Linked DNA regions of Homo sapiens: region 2 is linked to region 1. Evidence: read pairs that join two places in POLR2A ChIA-PET (ENCODE). Cell type or tissue: CD4-positive, alpha-beta T cell. All regions are shown on one strand. Links, peaks and the distances in the headings refer to the core of each region. The heading gives the core; the rest is flanking DNA.

Region 1 (5,372 bases), core at 237-5,236:
CACATGGTAAGCTTCAAAGGTATTTGTTAAGTGAATAAACAAATAAATAGCAGACACTAGGAAAGCACTGAAATATAAGAGTTAACCAGATCAGGCCAGGCACAGTGGCTCACGCCTGTAATCCCGGCACTCTCAGAGGCCGAGGCAGGTGGATCACTTGAGGTCAGGAGTTCAAGACCAGCCCTGGCCAACACAGTGAAACCCCGTCTCCACTAAACATACAAAAATTAACCAGGCGTGGTGGCGGGAGCCTGTAATCCCAGCTATTCAGGAGGCTAAGGCAGGAGAATTGCTTGAACCCAGGAGGCGGAGGTTGCAGTGAGCTAAGATCACGCCACCGCACTCCAGCCTGGCGGACAGAGCGAGACTTGTCTTTAAAAAAAAAAAAAAAAAAATTCTTTGCAACAATGAAGTATGTGACAATTATGCTCACTGTTTCCTTCTCCAGATGCTCCCAGCCCACAGCTGGTGCTGTAACACTAAACCCAGCTACAGGCTGCTGTCTGGTGTCCTCCAGTCATCTAACATCAGCCTCCCAATCCCACCAAAGCTTTTCCATGGGATGAAGGAGTGGGGTCTCCCTTTGTGCCTGGTTCAGCACCACTCACGTGGCTGATGCTCAGCGAAGGCGTGCTGACTGCTGCTATAGGCAGGACAGGAAATAGAGCTAGGACAGAAGTATGGGGAGGTGGGATGCATTTTAAAGGGTAGGGAGACACCAAGCATGAGGAAGGTCTGGTAGAAGAAGTATTGGAAGGCAGAGGGTAGGGGCAGAGTTTTAGGATCAAGGTAGCAGCCCCTGGGTATAGAAGGACACACATACCAACAGGTTTAGCAACAGGTACATTCCCCAGGTAATAGACTTGGAACTTCTGGACCAACTCATTCTTAGGCGCTGGGAATTCCACTATGGGAAAGAAGAGAAGGTTGATCATGGTGGCAGACCTTGCTCACCCGCAGCCCCACCAGCAGGGCATAAGCTGGACACTTGCCCAGCCGAGGCCCTACTTTCATCTCGTCCCCTGCCTCCCTTTAACCGGAGTCCCTCCACGTATTGGAGTATTCAGTCTTCATGTGTTCATTTTTCTATCAGCGCTGTCCAGGAGCTCATGCCTTTCCTTGGGTCACCCACCTTTGCCAACAAAGCTGAGCTGGACCTGGAGGGGTTTTGACACTGACCTTGGAAAGGGACATCCACAAGTTTAGAGTGGTCCAGGGAGAGTCCATTTACCAAGCAGCGGGCATTACGCCGTTCGGCCATGATCTGAGGAAGGAAGGGAGGCGAGGAGCCAGGGAGAATCTATTAGAGCCTCATTGCCCTGGGGCCCCCCTACAGCACTCAGTGACCCCACCCACACCCTTGTAGAGCAAAGGTGGCAACTAGTCCAGGGAGTGGAGGGGGCCGTGCCTTAGAGCAGATCTCATGCAGGCTGGTGGCGATGTTCTTGGCAGGTGCCTCACAGCGAAACACGTGGCACTTGAGCATCTGGGTCAGCTTATCACGAGCTACGTAGGCAAAGTCCCTGTTGGGGAAGGGGCACCTCAGTGTCTCCCAGTACCATCCAGTGCTGAGCCTGGTCCCCACCCCACCCACGTCCTCCCTGCCCATCACAGCTCCTCCAGGGCTTCTGCCCACAGCTGGTCCCCCATAGGTGCTGCCTTCTTGGGGGGGAGGGGTAGACAGGCAAGCATGCTGAGGTGGAGGGTAATGGTGGAGCATAGCGGGTGGGAAGGGGCAGGGCAGAAGAGGGGAGCTTGGGTGCTTCCAGGCATCTGGTCCAGGTGTAGGAGGGGGAAAATAGGCATAGTACCTCTCTCTGGGTCCAGCAGCACAAGAGAGGCAAATAACAGAGTTAGAGAGGAGGACTCTGATGCTGGATGAACTCCCACCCTCGAATCCCAAGCCCTATTCCCACCTTCCACTGTCCCGCCCGACGCCCCACACGCGGATGCTGATGATGGGTTGGGCGTGCAGCAGTGCCTGGCTCTGTGGCTCCACTAGCTTTAGTGTCTCATCCTCCAGCTGCAGTAGCAGATCCTTTCCCTGCAGGACCAGAAGCAGGCACTCAGTGGGACTCCAGCCAGGATGGTGGCTGATCTCTGACCCCTGCAGCTCAGGGGATGTTAGCCACAGCTCTGGGGCCCCTGCTTTGGTGTCAGACCGCCCGCCCTGCAGGCCTCACTCTAGTGGAGGTCACGTGTCATCTCTCACATTGACTCCACCGTTGTTAGGCGACTATCTCCCAAGGTCCTGGCCTGGGGTCGCTCATCCATCCCACAGGGCTGCCACTTAGGATGGGCCAATATCCCCCTTCCCCAGCCTGCTTGTGGGCAGGTCAGACCTCCCATCTCTCATAATTCCCTTCACACTCTCACAGTACCACCCCCTACCCCCGGCTCAGGTCCTTACTTCCCCCCAGCCCCCAGACATGGGGTCATGCAGGTTGTTTTTGTGGTAAGAGAGCTGACGGATGCAATTGTTGACTGCCACACTGCTGCGTCCAGGGGCCAGCTCCTCCTCGGTCATCTCTACCCAGCCTAGGGAGCGCACGGCGAAACACTGCCAGACACAGAAGAGGGGCAGGAGGTAGAGGATCTGAGTCAAAACTGGAGAGTTCCTGACTACAGAGTGTGGCAGGAGGCAGGGTGTTCTGAACTAAGACGGAGAAGCTCCCCAAACAGGATGTGGTTAGGGAGAGGGGGATGTGGTTAGGGTGAGGGAGATGTCAGATGAGACCCCAGCTAGTACAAAAAAGCACCTGAACTAAGACTACAAGGGCCCCCAACCTGGCTGTTGGGCTGGTTGATTTAAAAACTGAAGTGCCTCCAGCTCAGACACAGGGCTCTGTGCTGAGACTGGAAGAACTCCTAACTCAGGACCTGGGGAACTGCGCTGAGACCCCTCAGAGCACAACATTAGGGGCTGTCTGACAAATAAGAGGGCCCCAGACTCAGAATGGGTGTCAGTCTTGAACAAACCTTGATCCCTGGGTTGGTATTCCGTGGGGGAAGCTTCTCCTCCTCTTGGGGCAACGGCTCTGGGCTGAAGGCAGATGGTAATACTTGGCACAGGGCTCCCATAAATGGAGCTGTCCCAAGGCCCCTTCCAGACAGATCCATCCCACTGCCAGCTCACTGCATCTGGCAGCTCACCTGAGGCTCTGAGCTGGGAAGGTCAACGTCCCCTCCTCAGGTTCCTTCAGTCCCAGCTCCATTGGGGCCTCATCACTGGGTTCATCCTTGGGAAGGGGATTGAGGAATCAGTATCAAAATGATGCCCCTCCTCCAGCTATCCCGTGGTAAAGCAGGTCCCCTTACCCACCTTCCAAAATTCTCCATCCTCAAAGCCTTCTCCATGAGCAAAACCTGTCCAGGTGAGCTAGGAGGAGGGATGGGAGTAGTGAGTGAGTGTCCTATCCTACTCCAGCAGCACACACTCCCTCCACCCCTGGCCCAAAATCAACAGGCCTGTGAGCCTCACCTGGGACTCCTCTTGGGGGCTGCTCCCCTGTGAGGGGGAGGCCCGGCCGGGGGGTTCCCACTGGGTGGTCCCTGTTGGGATGTGCCAGTAATAGGTCCCTGAGGTGTCCTGGACCCTCATCCATCCAGCCGGCAGGTCGGAATCCGTCTCGAAGGCGTTGGGGTTCCAGAAGGAATCTGCCAGGTGGGAGGCTTGGTGAGGGTCAGCCTACCCAAAGAGCAGACAGCTGGTGCCTATGCCCGGTCCCCTCTGAGACCCCATGGTTGAGAAGGGGTGGTGGAAGAGCTATACCACAACACAGTTCCTGCTTCTGCCTAGAGCCTATAGTCTGGAGTCACCACATGTGGGGCCACCAGTAGGGGACATGGCTCAGGTCTCCTCCTGGGCCCTGTTGGTGGCTAATGTGGCCACACTGTGGAAAGGAGGAAGGCAGGGAGGGAAGAAGGAAGGGAGCAATGAATGTTGGGTGACCCCAATTAACCTCCTTTCATACATATCTATTATCTCAGTTAACACGAAGGTGAACACTTTCTAGCTCCTGCACACGTACATGTATACACAGACACACAACACATACAAGCCCTACCACACACCTGTGCAGCCACAAACACCAGGGTATGCAACACAGAAAATGCCAGCACAGATGGCAGGTATCACACACAGGTGCACATGTATGTGCAGGGGCACACACACACAAACTTTAGCCATACACTTATGCAGACACCACAGAGGTGTGTGTGCATGCAGCTAAACATACGAGCCCCTGCCACACAGGTGTGCAGATACCACACCACAATGGCCCCAACACACGTGTGGGTACCACACACACAGGCGGACCCACACTCAGACACACGGCACACGTCAAACCCTGCCAAATGTGTGCAGACACCACAGACGCTCACTTCCTGACCCTTGCTGCACACAGATGCAAGCAAACATGTCATGCACATACACACATACCTCGCATCTGTGTCATACACCCTTGTCTGCCGGCAGAGCCACACCACTCCAACCCTGTAACCCGCTCATGCGTCCTCTAACTCTTCTCTCCCTGTCAGCCCCACCCCACATGAGGCCCAACCTCATGCTGCCCCTCACCTGCGCTGCTGTCCTGCAGGATAATGGCCAGGAAAAAGTCCTGGGAGAACATGGCGCTCATTCCCGGCCCCTCCTGCCTCCACCCTCCCTCCTCACAGCCCCTCCAGCCCAGCCAGCTGGGCTCACAGCCTGGTGCTGGGCTGCAGAGAAAAGCTCATCCCGCCCCCTTCTCACCAGGGCAGAGCGTCTGCCAGGCAAGATCCTCCCCCGCTTGGAGCTTGCTAGGGAGGGGCCAGGACCACCATGCTAGGGAATCTCCTTGGGGGGTGGGGAAGGGAGGAGAAAGGGAGGTTCATGAGACCCCAGCCCCTTCTGCTCACACCTCTTCTTCCTCGCCCTGGCTCCCCTCCCCCAATCCTGAATCTCCATCCCACCCTCCAGTGGTTACCTCAGTGCCTAAGCCAAGCCCAGTCTTAGGGATACCAGGAGACTCAGCCCCTAAGGAATACCCCAGCTGCCTGGGGCCCTGCAGAGCCTATAGCTGTCAGCATAAATAGGGTGTGGTTTCAAGGCCTTCAGGGATCCCGCCCCTGTCCAGGACCTGCACAGCAGTTTGAACCCAAGGGTGGGCTTTGAGGTCCTGAGCCCCAGCAAGCTTGAGGCTGGGCTTGGGGCTTCCCAGCACCACCCCCCACCCCTCACCTGCCAGGGCCCAGCTAGGCTGCAGCGTCTCCTCGGCAACCGCAGCACCAGGACCGGCTGGGAGCGCCCAGACTGCTGACGTGCTTCCCGTTACCAGGGAAACCAGGAATCCTGACTGGTCCAAGAGGCAGTACTAAGGGACAGGCAGTCC
Region 2 (5,372 bases), core at 150-5,149, 340 kb after region 1:
CATACTCGAGGCTTCCCATACTACTTAAATGCAAATTGGTTCCTGCCTATTCTATAAGTTTTTACTTTCTTTATATTTTCATTATTTCTAGATTTCTCAAAAAAGTATTTCAATTAGGCATATCTGGCTCAATAAATGTTTGTTGATGAAATGAATTGATGAATTCGTTCCACCTACTTCTCATCATTTAGTCTCACTTCATCTTTTTCTTAAAAAGTTCTCTATAAGCCTGATGCTCACATTCAAATTACCAAGTCAGATGTCTCTACAATATTTTCATCCTACTAATTCTAGGGACCTGTCTTTTTTGACTGCCTCTCCTTTCTTGTATCCATCATGAAAATATTCCTTTAAGTGAAACTGATCACACAAGTAACATGGATTAGAGATTTATCAAAGATAAGCTAAAAATCCCAGAATTTGTTTCACGCTTTTTTTTTTTTTGAGACGGAGTTTTGCTCTTTTGCCCAGGGTGGCATGATGTCGATCTTGGCTGCAACCTCTACCTTCTGGGTTCAAGCAATTTTCCTGCCTCAGTCTCCTGAGTAGCTGGGATTACAGGTTCCGCCACCACACCTGGCTAATTTTTGTATTTTTAGTGGAGACGGTGTTTTACCATGTTGGCCAGGCTGGTCTCAAACTCCTGACCTCAGGTGATCCACCCACCTCGGCCTCCCAAAGTGCTGGGATTACAGACGTGAGCCATCGTGCCCAGCCTTCATACATGTTTATTGAGGGCTTTCAGTGTGTTGAAAAAAGTTCTAGGTGCTGTGGGTTGACTGATGAATAGATTAGATCCCTACCCTTACAGAATTCACATTTTAATAGAGGAAGGATTATGAACTTGTAAATGTATGAATAAGTAGATAACATTTTCAGAGTTTTTTAAGTGCTAAGAAAGAAATAAGGAAGTAATGGGATTAAAGGTCACTTGAGACTACTTTAGATTTTGTGCTTAGAGCGTACCTCTTTGAGGAGATGTATCTCTGCTGTTAACTATGTGATGCTTTAGGCCCTTCTTGTCTTTTCTAGTTTCTACCAAATTTTAGTTTGCCTCAGACTCTGACACCTACCCTATATCTTACTATTCCTTTGGATTAGGAGTTGTTCTTTGGACTTGTTGGATTAACTATGTAGAAAGGTTTATTCAATTAAAAACTCATCCTAAATTCCTGGCTCTAGCCCTTTGGCCACATCTTCTTCTAGGAAAATTTTTGATAAAGGAAATCCACCCAGTTTTGATGGTGAAATGGTGAAGCAGGAAACTTTTATGTCGTGGAAGCTTCGTTTTCCTAGTTCTTCCCCCATAATTTTGCTTCCTGTTGAATACCCATTACATATTGGACATTAGTGTGCCCTATTTGCCTATTCTGTGAGAGTAGCCCTTGAATCTATTTTCTCACTCCTCTTGTGATCCATTTTCTACATTCCATCCTGAAAATCGTATTTAAATCATTTACTTCTTTGTTTACAAACTTTTGAAATCCTACATTCGTTTATGATACAATGAAAACTACGTGACCCTGGCCGTTAAGACCCCTCATAATGTGGCAGCAATTAACCTCTGTAATTCCTTTTTACAACCACTCTTTTCCCTTTTCCTACCATCTGGGTCACTCTCTTCCCTTAAATGCCACATCAGCCATCTTCCCTCCACCTCAAGGACCTCAAGATGTTTCTTGACTTTGCATATTTCACTATATGAACCCTTCCCTACTTTCTCTCCCTAGGATTTTACACTCCTGACCTAGTTCATGTTTCTCTTTATTTGTGAAGCTTCATTAATTTTCCAGGTCAAGTTAGCAACTCTCTTTTCTGTGTTTGCAATACTAGCTATTATTCAAATGAGTCAAATTAACAACATGAAACTTTTTTACTTGAGCCCTTTGTTCCTGGAAAACAGTTATGGTTAAAGAAATCCATCCACTTTTTTTGTGTTCTGAGAAAGGGATTATTACAAAAAACCACCCCTCCCCATATGACTTAGATAAGGCATATGTGTCTTTTTTTTTATGATAGGCCAGACACAGACTCTTTAAATTCTCATTCTCAGCTTCATAAAAGATTAGCTGAACTGTTTATCCTCACTGGACAGTAGAAACAAAGTGATTATTAACTTGACCGAATATCAGTTAAATTTCTCTTCCTCTTCCATGCTCGTGAGTTTTGATCTATCCTTCTTCTGACCCAGCATACAACCCTCCTAAGAATCAGCTGACCTTGGGTAAAACATTTCATGGTGATCTTCCTGTCCCCATACTGATATCTTTCTAGCTTTGTTGATCCTTCACCATAAAAGGAAATCTTTTTCTCTCTGGTCTTTGAGATGCTTGTAGCTCTTGTGGTTGGATGGTTTTCTCTATTGCAATACTCTCCTTCCTCTTGTTGCAATGATCCTTGTGAATAAAGTCTCTCTTTACCTAAAAATGTGTTTGTTTTTATTTGATAACAAAAGTTACCAAAATGTTTTTTGTCTGTTTCAATTATATACTCCTTCTTCTCCCAGATTTGTAGCTTTTTGGAACCAGTCTTTTTCCTTTTCCTACCATCTGGCTCACTCTCTTCCCTTAAATGCCACATATTGGACATTAGTATGCTCTATTAATGACAATGCCAAATCCACATTTGTATTCCCAGCATGTCTTAATCTCCCTGTGTCTGACTGCTCCCTATGTTTATTTACATCAATTTCTCTTTCTACTTTAGTTTCTGGGTCTGTTGCTGTATCTCTCTGTCTGCTCTATTTCCTCTGTTCTTTACCTACCTGTCCTGAGGCCAAGATCCTGTCTTCAGGTTGCTCCAGAGAGACGTGCATGGAGAGTAGGTTCCTTTTCTGGGGCTGGGGCTGCCGACGTACAGCTTCACCCCAGGCTTTGGCCCCTTATGTGAGACAGGAAACTGAGTTTATCCTCAGAGCAGTGCAAAACTTCCTGCTGTAAGGTTTTACTTTCGTATTTGTTTTTTGTTTCTAAATCTGCTGATTGAAAGGAAGCCTGTTTATGCTTTCTTGCGAACACCATGTTCATATGGGAACTGGACCATGTTTACATTGGGACCACCATGTCCTTACATGGCAGAAGAGCAAACAGGCAAAAGAGGGCTGAAATCACCCTTTTATAACAGCATTAATACTATCTATGAGGCAAGAACTCTCATGGCCCTCTCACCTCCCAAAAGCTCCATCTTCTAACACCCCCACAATAGGAACCAAATTTCAACATTAATTGAGAACAGACAAACACTCAAACCAGAGCTCCAGTCAAATCCTCGATGAGACCATGATCTCAGTCAACACTAGATTACAATCTGGTGACATCCTAAAGTAGAGAACATAGCTGTACTTTACCTGGACTTCTGGTTACAGAAACTACAAAATAATAAATGTGTGCCATTTCAAACCTCTAAGTTTGTGGTAATTTGTTATGCAGCAATAGAAAACTAAAATATGTCAGTTGATCATCTTAATGAGAAATGGTTTTGGTAATGGCCATTTTCAAGATAGGAAAAAGAAAAATAATCACAGGAGATAGATGACAAACCCAAGATCACACAGGTAGTAAGAAGCAGACAGAGAACTCTAAGTCTAGCTTTCTTCCCATGACACTATGTGGTCTAACAGAGAAGAAACCATGGTTGCCTCTGCAACTGCCCATCTAAACGAAAGCTCTCATTTTTCTTATCTCTGATGGACAGAGATGCCTGCAAAACAGCTCCCTTATTTGCCTTTCACCTCTGAGGATAATAGCCCTTTATACTGAATTAACATTTCATAGTTTCTTAATTAAATGGGGTGAATAGTGATTAGGCCCAGACGCACGATAAACTCAGAGCTTTACAGAAAAAAGAGGAAACACTCAATTTCAGTGATTCTTTTATCAAAATTCCCATCTGTTCCTGCCCTGACAGTGAGAAAAATGAAGCCCACTAAGGTAACATGTGACTTCTGTGTGTGAGCAATTTTTTTTGCAACATCTGAGGCTCTTTTTCTACATCCCTCCAGTGATTTAAATTTCTAAAACTCAAGTTCTTTATTAAACACAAGCACTAAGAGAGTAACAGTCATTTATTTGTTCTTTGCATTTTAAGAAGAAAGGTCAAAAACACACTTCTGATTTGATATTTTTAAGTATCCACACCATTTAAGAACACAGATATATCAATTATAAATTTAAGATAGATGCAATAAATTCTTAATAAGGCAAGCATTCAGAATTGCAGGATTATTTTTGAAGTTATGTTATTTCCATTGGGCAAGGTAGCAGTTTTTGAAGTCCAAGAACCTTAAAAGTCTCCTTCTGAGGAGAAATTTATATTGACAAAGACCAGAGAAGTTATAAATATTCACAGTTTGCATAGCAGTAATAAGAATGATATTCATTGTTCCTGTTCTTAATTTGACATATTTCTAGTTGGATAGAAATTTCTCCAACTGATTCTATGTAAGAGGAAGTGCCAAAATTAGGCTATCAAATTGCAACTCACCTTGACAACTAAAAAGCCCATCAATATTGAGAACACCCACAATGATGTCTAGCACACATGTGAAAGGTGTGGAGAGCTCTGGTGCATGAGAACTTTATTTTTCATTTCAGGAACATCCAAGAAGTCATGGCCATGAGCAAACTGGAAACCATGTGTAACCCCACTGGACCTGGGAGCTGAAGAATCATGTGTTTGGCTAACGGAACCAGCTGACCAACCAGATTCAGAAAAGAAAAATTCAGACACTCGAAACAAGCATATTTGAGGCTCCAGTTACAGAAGAATATGAAGCCATCAAGCAAGAACTTGAAACACATTTTAATGAAGACCCAGAGAATAAAATATAAGTTCAATGGAAACATAAGTTAAATTTTGAAAAATGAGTTCAATTTTGAAAATAAGCTAATAATCCTTAAAGAGCAACTTCTTTCAGACAGCAAAAGAAAAGCCAATGAACTTATTCGTTTTTTAAAAAATTTAAGAAAGACTGGATAAGAAAAAGAGAGATTATAAAAACAAACTATTGGAAAGGAGCCGAAAATTGTTTTTAATTGTAAAGGCTAAAAAGTTGAGTGAGGAAGACTTACATGAGAAATTCAATCAATGTCGGAAAAAAAGGGTCTGTGATGTGTCCACAACTCTTCCTAAAGTCACAGAGCCTGACACTGATTTGGATTCTGAAAACATCCTTTCAGAGTATTTAAAACATGAGATGGATGTCATGGACATACTAACAAGAAATTCTGCAGAGAAGTTTCAAATCAATTATGACAAATATGTCAAAATGAATAAGAAATGTAACAATTTTGAAACAATGTGATCAGTAGTCATATTCATGAACTCTTTCTCAATGACATTAATAGTCAGAAAAAAATTACAGGTAAATGACA

The links. ChIA-PET counts read pairs that join two places held together with the same protein. Peaks named below come from ENCODE experiments on the same cell type or tissue, not always from the same donor. Only the 100,000 strongest peaks of a DNase experiment are listed, where the experiment ranks them.
Region 2: POLR2A ChIA-PET joins it to region 1 with 8 read pairs; 3 of 35 experiments call an interaction of 5 or more read pairs at or near these places.

What each region holds. Positions count from the first base shown.
Region 1 is chr11:6,400,166-6,405,537 of GRCh38, forward strand. It overlaps APBB1 (amyloid beta precursor protein binding family B member 1), which reads right to left. Exons shown (of 15, transcript NM_001164.5): 3 at 3,482-3,657; 4 at 3,323-3,379; 5 at 3,154-3,239; 6 at 2,980-3,043; 7 at 2,411-2,560; 8 at 1,917-2,044; 9 at 1,812-1,817; 10 at 1,409-1,523; 11 at 1,180-1,264; 12 at 824-907. Among named protein-coding and RNA genes, the nearest start is that of SMPD1, 12 kb to the left of the region's middle. RefSeq lists a silencer at 5,154-5,372. In CD4-positive, alpha-beta T cell, for the core only: no CTCF peak of the experiment used is centred there; DNase peaks (open chromatin) are centred at 2,176, 2,696 and 4,406; H3K4me3 peaks cover 2,575 bases; H3K27ac peaks cover 4,511 bases.
Region 2 is chr11:6,743,585-6,748,956 of GRCh38, forward strand. It overlaps the pseudogene GVINP2. Among named protein-coding and RNA genes, the nearest start is that of OR2AG2, 26 kb to the right of the region's middle. RefSeq lists an enhancer at 2,905-3,094. In CD4-positive, alpha-beta T cell, for the core only: no CTCF peak of the experiment used is centred there; DNase peaks (open chromatin) are centred at 2,277 and 2,947; H3K4me3 peaks cover 3,648 bases; H3K27ac peaks cover 4,833 bases.